Linked DNA regions of Homo sapiens: region 1 is linked to region 2. A link is a contact called in ENCODE Hi-C or POLR2A ChIA-PET data. All regions are on one chromosome and are shown on one strand. Each heading gives the region's core, a stretch centred on a gene start or an enhancer-like site at or near the end of the contact. The rest is flanking DNA. Distances are from core to core; before and after follow the strand shown. Region 1 overlaps CRTC3 (CREB regulated transcription coactivator 3). Region 2 holds the start of FES (FES proto-oncogene, tyrosine kinase).

Region 1 (2,857 bases), core at 115-2,614, 330 kb after region 2:
TCATTCAAGAAATATTTATGGAACTCATACCCTGGCCAGGTACTGCTCTAGACTTTGGAAATACAGCAGTGAACCAAAGCACCCTTGCTCCCAGGGGGCTTGGAGGAGACAGAATATAAAAGAGATAAATAAATAAAAATACATAGTAGGACAGGCGCGGTGGCTCACACCTGCAATCCCAGCACTTTGGGAAGCCAAGGCGGGCGGATCACTTGAGGCCAGGAGATCGAGACCATCCTGGCCAACATGGTGAAATCCTGTCTCTACTAAAAATACAAAAATTAGCCGGGCGTGGTAGCACACGTCTGTAGTCCCAGCTACTCAGGAGGCTGAGGCAGGAGAATGGCTTGAACCCGGGAGGTGGAGGTTGCAGTGAGCCGAGATCACGCCACTGCACGCCAGCCTGGGCGACAGAGCAAGACTCAGTCTCAAAAAAAAATAAATGTGTATATGTATATATATATATAGTATACTGGATCGTGATAAGTGCTGAGGAGAAAAATCAAGCAGGAAAGACGGTGGAGGGAATTTAGATTTTAGAGAGGCAAGGCCTCCCTGACAGGTGATATTTGAGTGAGGAGCTGAGGGAAGTGAGGAAGTAAGCCATTCACATATCTGGAAAAAAAGCATTCCTGGTAGAGAAATCCTAAGCAAGGTTCAAGGAACAGAGAAAAAGGCCAGTGTGGCTGGCATGGAGTGAGTGAGGAGGGTGTTGGAGAGATGTGTGGTAAGCAGCTAAGAGCAGAGATGATGGGGGCCCTACAGGGACTGCCTGCACTTTGCACTTTGCCTTTACCCTGAGAGAAACGGGAAGCCGCTGGAGGACTGTGGGGAGTGAGATAATCTGGCTCATATTTTAAAAGGATCAGTCAGGTGGCAGTGTTGAGAATATACTGAAAGAAGACAGGACTCCTCTGCCAGAAGCCCAGTCAGGAGGCTCTTGCAAGAATCCAGGGACAAAATGATAACGGGTCCGACCAGGGTAGTCAGATTCTAGATACATTTTTAAAACAGAACCAAGAATTTGCTGAAGGCTTAGCTGTGGGATGTGAGACAATGCAAGGAGTTATGGGTGACTCCAAGGTTTTGGCACAAGTAACTGGAAGAACTAAGTTGTCATTTACAGAGAAAAGTGTCCAGAACAGAGGTTTCCTGACTACAGGCACTGCAGAACAACGAGAAATTTAAGGTACTCTGGAATCCAATCAGAAAGGCAAGTGGGGTGGTTGACATCAGGAAAGTGCATTGGTCACTGTGTTTCAGGGCACGATTTCAATCCCTGGGAGGCAGGCTGATAAAAACAAGGCACAGGGAAACGAGGCAGGTTACCATGGGATTCTGGCACGCAGGAGCCAGACAAGAGTCCAGTTATCAGAGCTGAGGCACAAGGCCAGCAATGGTGACTTGAGGCCAAATTACAGAGTGTGAGGCAGCCTCAGTCCCTCTGCCTCAGTTCAGGCTGGGTCCTAGAGATGGGTGAGAGGCTGGCTAGTCAGGTTCAAGTGGCCCCAGGAGACCCAGGGGAAAAGGCTACAGAGCCAGAAACCAGACAGACCCGGCTCTGTCTGTACTCCACCATATTACCAGGGTGATCTCAGCATATTACAGGCTGATTCTATGCCTTTAACAGATCACTATGTGAAAGGTCCAGATGTGCAGATGTACGAGCCCCTCAAAGAGGGGCACCATTTGTACGTGTCTGAGACCTTAGTTGGGGGCTGGGGAAGCCAGGCCCTGAGATAGGAAGGGGGCGTGCTAGTTTGTCACAAGACTGTAAAACAAAAGCAAGAAACGTTCTGGGGACCAGATGGGAGACAAATGCAGCTACCACCACCTCCCTGTCAGCAAAGGGCGAGAAAGCAACCTCAAGGGGAACAGCTCAAAATGTGGGGGAGAGAGAAGCTGCTCCTAGACTGTGAGGGGGTGCTGGCAGTGTAGGCGGTCCTACCTAGAAGTACAAGGTTAAGGAAAGATGCTAAGCTAAACTTGCGATTGTTCTAAGCTAAATTTGCTAAGTTTGTTCTCAGACTCCCAGACACTGATTAAAATTGTTTTCTACACATTTTCTTCCCTAGCTAGAGTATAAGACATTCCTGCCAAAGAGAACTTTTAAAATTAAAGCAAGTAAGGGGCAAACATCTGTAGAAGCTCGGTCTGATAATTTGATTAATGTATTTATTTTTCATATTGTATTATAAAGATATATATATATATATATATATATATATATATATATATATAGCCATGTGGTGATTATAAAGAGAATAATTCCAATGGTTGGCACTAAAAATGAAATTAGATTTATTTTCTAGAAATGACAAGTCAATACATACTATTAAGCAATTAGAAAGTAGTCATTGAAAAGTAGTAGACCGTTGTAAACCTTCTATTTTAATATGAAAGTATCTATATCAACTCTCAGTATTTTCTTGAGTCATATTTCTCTGACGGCTGTAGATTTTCTGTGCATAATTGTATACCATAAATTAATGGCCCTTTTGATTTTCACAAAAGCTGTCCATTTTCAAACAAATTAAGTTTTTAAGTCAATATATAAGACGTATTACACAGAGATCCATGAAGCCCCAATGAAACATTTGCTAGGCAGCCTTGGTCACTCACCAGCCTCTAGGCCCGTGTGATTAAATTTTGTGCTTCAGTAAATATGCAAACTACTTTATGTCATGAACTTTGGAGTCATTCTTGAACAGTCAACATACACTTGGAACGTCAGATCTGAAAAAGCTAAGGATCTCCTATCCTTAAGGTAATAAATATCCAAATCCATCAGTGTCAGAAGTTTTGCTAAGGTAAATATCATTGCCAAAAAGTAATGAAACCACATCTATTAACAACG
Region 2 (2,868 bases), core at 309-2,808:
AGACTGAGGAGCTGGGTGGGATTCAAACCTAGGCAGGCTGACTTCACGGCCCGAATCCTCGACCTTCGGGGGGCCATGCTGCTGCCCAGTCTCTGGGGCCCTGAGAGGAGGCTGCCTAGGTCGAAGGCAAACAGACTGACCCTCATTCCTCTCCCTGACTCTCAGAACCCAGAGCCAGATGGCACAGTGTGGAGGCGAGTACCGATTCTGAGCTTCTCCCAGGCACGTGACCGGTCACTCATCCTTACACTCCCAGCACTTTGCCCAGGCACAGAAAAAGCACAGAGAGGCCTTGCTGCAAGCCAGCTCAACGTAGGGGAAGGAAGAGAGGAAGCTGCATCAAGGTTAGAGCAAGCCAGGCCTGCGGTCAGGGACTTACACTTCCCCAGTGAATCCAGGGCCTCTTGTGCAAAACAACCCCTTCGAGGCTCAAAATTTAGACAGAAATGACCGAAGCCCCAGTGCTGCCCGCTCACCTTGGTGAGCTCCTGCTGCAGCTGCTGCCACTGCTCGCTGTAGGTCTTGCGAAGCTGCTGCCGTTCCCGGATGAGCAGGCTCAGCTTGCTCAGGGGCCCTGAGTTCAGATCCTCTGCGTGCTGCCGCAGCAAGCGGCTCAGGCCCTCAGTTTGGCTGGTGATCTCAGCCCAGGACTATACAGCACAGATGGGGGAGGCAGGGAGGGGGGCACAATGGCTCCCAAGCATTGGCCTGCCAGATCTCCAGCCACTGCCCCAGAGGGCCCCCAGGAGAGGAAGGAGAAGGCAGATACAGCCAGCACCCACCAGAGTCCCATAGAGACCCACCTGACTGATGGGGCTGTCAGGGCTGATGGCCCGGCTCTGGCCCCCACTGTCCTGCAGGGACATGTGGTGAAGCAGTCCTGCATACTCCCTGTCACTCTTGACCCGCTGGGCCATCCACTTTCTCATGCCCTCCAGTAGACGAAGCTCGGCCTCCTGCATTTGCTGCAGGACCCCGTGGCCCTGGGGGCTGCACAGCTCGGAAGAGAAGCCCATAGTGCTGTTCTGGGGACAGAAAAGGGGCCATCCCTGGAGGCAAGGCAGCAGCTGGAGACGGAGGCATGGGACGAGGAGACTGGGGACTGTAGGGTCAGGATGGACTGCAGACGGGGAGGAGGTGGGGTCCTGCCTCGCTCACACGCAGCCATGGGTACCCAGCAGCAGCCTGGCCTGGGGACTGGCCCTCATTGCTTCCTTAGCGTCAGGGTCTCCTCCGCACGTTCGGGAACAGGAGCCAACCTGGAGCCTCCCTCCCCAGGCCCTTCCACCCACCACCCCTTACAGGGACACCCTTGCCCAGGTCCTCGACAGGCCAAGCCTGCCCCAGCTGAAGCCTCAGGCGCCCACAGCCTGAGCCCTGCCCCTGCGGCCATCCCCGCCCTTCCGCGGCCCCTACCCCCACCTGGGTGGGTCTCTGGCCCTCGGAACGCCTGCTCTGCCCCTGCCTGCCGCGCCCCCAGCTCCCACCGCTCCTCCAGGCCCCGGGGCTAGAGGTACCCGCACGGGCAGCTGCTCCTGGGACGGCCTCGGACCGACTCAGGCCCGGTGCGGACCCCGGCCAGTTCCTGATTCCGCGCTTCCTCCTCCCGCGGTTTCAGTTGGCCCAGGCCCCGGGGCGGGCCTGTGGAGGGGAAGGGGCGGGCGGGACCGGCCCGACCGCCCCGACGCCTGCCAGCCCCCCTGCTCCGCGCTGGGCCGCAGCCTCTAGCCGGCCGCACGGCCACGGAAACGGAAGGGAGGAGGGGGCCGGGAAAGAATGGCCCAGCCAAGAGCCGCCCGCGCCCCGCAGGCCCCAGGGCCCGGCAGCGCCCCGGGAACACCGGGAAGGGGCGCAAGGTGGGGGTCAGGAGGGGGAGCCCAGGGCGAGGCCCCAGGCAGATGCTGGGCCCAGGGAAGCCCAGGGTGTCCGCGGGTACTGAGGGGAGGCGCGCAGTCCTAGCACCAGGCCAGGGCCACCGCAGAAGAGAAAGAGGGAACCCTGGTCCCAGCCCTCCCCACCTCACGGAATTCCCTAAGGAGAGGCTCAGGCGCCAGCTTCCATTTGAATAAAATTTCCAAGTAAATATCCCGAACAGAGACTGCTTCTCGGATACAGATCCTAGTGGTTTTGTCCCCATCCTCCTACCCCCAGGCAGGGGCTTCCTGTCCCAAGGGAGACCTGGGGAAATCAAGGGGCAGGGGTTGGGGAGCGGACAGGCGTGGAGTTTTCCATTTGGGACTCAGGCTCCCCACAAGAAGTCATCTTGATTCAGTCAGGCCTCCCTCCACCTTAGGCCTCAGCCCTATAGCCTGTGGCGACCAGATCACTTCAGCCCAGGAAGACACAATAGGCCCAGTTCTTCACACTGCTGGAAACCAGGACTTTGGGAGTTTAGTGCTCAGCTCCTGAGGACCAGGGGTCACCAGCCCCACCCCAGGGGCACCAGCTCCTCCACTAGGGGCTGGCGCATCCTCCCGCCCCTTGGAGGACTTTGGCCTTCTGACTTGGGCCCACATCCAGGCAGGCAGGCCACTGTGTAGGCCTAACTGGCCCCCTATCCTCAGCTGCGATGCAGGAGCAACGGTACCACACTGGAGACTGGGCCTGGTTTGCATAGTCTGCACGTTTAATCACTTTAAAACCTCTAACATTATCTCATGTCCATTAAATAGAACCAGCAATGCTGGGCCTGTTTAAATTACAAGAAAAAAATCACTGTGCACCAACCCAGCATCTTACAAAACCAGCCGGGCTGGCCACGAGGGCAGGGGGATGGGAGAGGAGGGGGCACCCCTGGGCAGATGGCTGGGTACCAGGAATGGCTAGGGTAGAAAAGAAAAGGGGACTCCCAGATGGGAGGGGACTGAT

What was found. Hi-C counts contacts between places; a loop is a spot of excess contacts on that map. ChIA-PET counts read pairs that join two places held with the same protein, here RNA polymerase II (POLR2A). Pooled maps may share reads with other maps.
Region 1: a loop to region 2 is called in a map with no recorded cell type, with 9 times the contacts of the local background. The contact joins the enhancer-like site here to the promoter of FES in region 2. A Hi-C loop is called at or near these places in 1 of 37 single-sample maps with no recorded cell type and 3 of 50 pooled maps. POLR2A ChIA-PET finds 5 or more read pairs at or near these places in 2 of 52 experiments (B cell and activated CD4-positive, alpha-beta T cell).

What each region holds. Positions count from the first base shown.
Region 1 is chr15:90,556,343-90,559,199 of GRCh38, reverse strand. All of the region lies in intron 2 of CRTC3 (CREB regulated transcription coactivator 3), which reads right to left. Among named protein-coding and RNA genes, the nearest start is that of CRTC3, 28 kb to the right of the region's middle. Within about 2 kb of position 1,364, at least 25 of the 41 ENCODE cell types and tissues checked have a DNase peak (open chromatin) inside an H3K27ac peak, as active enhancers do.
Region 2 is chr15:90,883,194-90,886,061 of GRCh38, reverse strand. FES (FES proto-oncogene, tyrosine kinase) reads right to left here and starts at 1,558. Exons shown (of 19, transcript NM_002005.4): 1 at 1,518-1,558; 2 at 804-1,025; 3 at 477-650. The coding sequence starts at 1,016. It overlaps FURIN (furin, paired basic amino acid cleaving enzyme), which reads right to left. Exons shown (of 16, transcript NM_002569.4): 16 at 2,605-2,868. RefSeq lists enhancers at 413-842, 2,380-2,509 and a silencer at 1,473-1,982.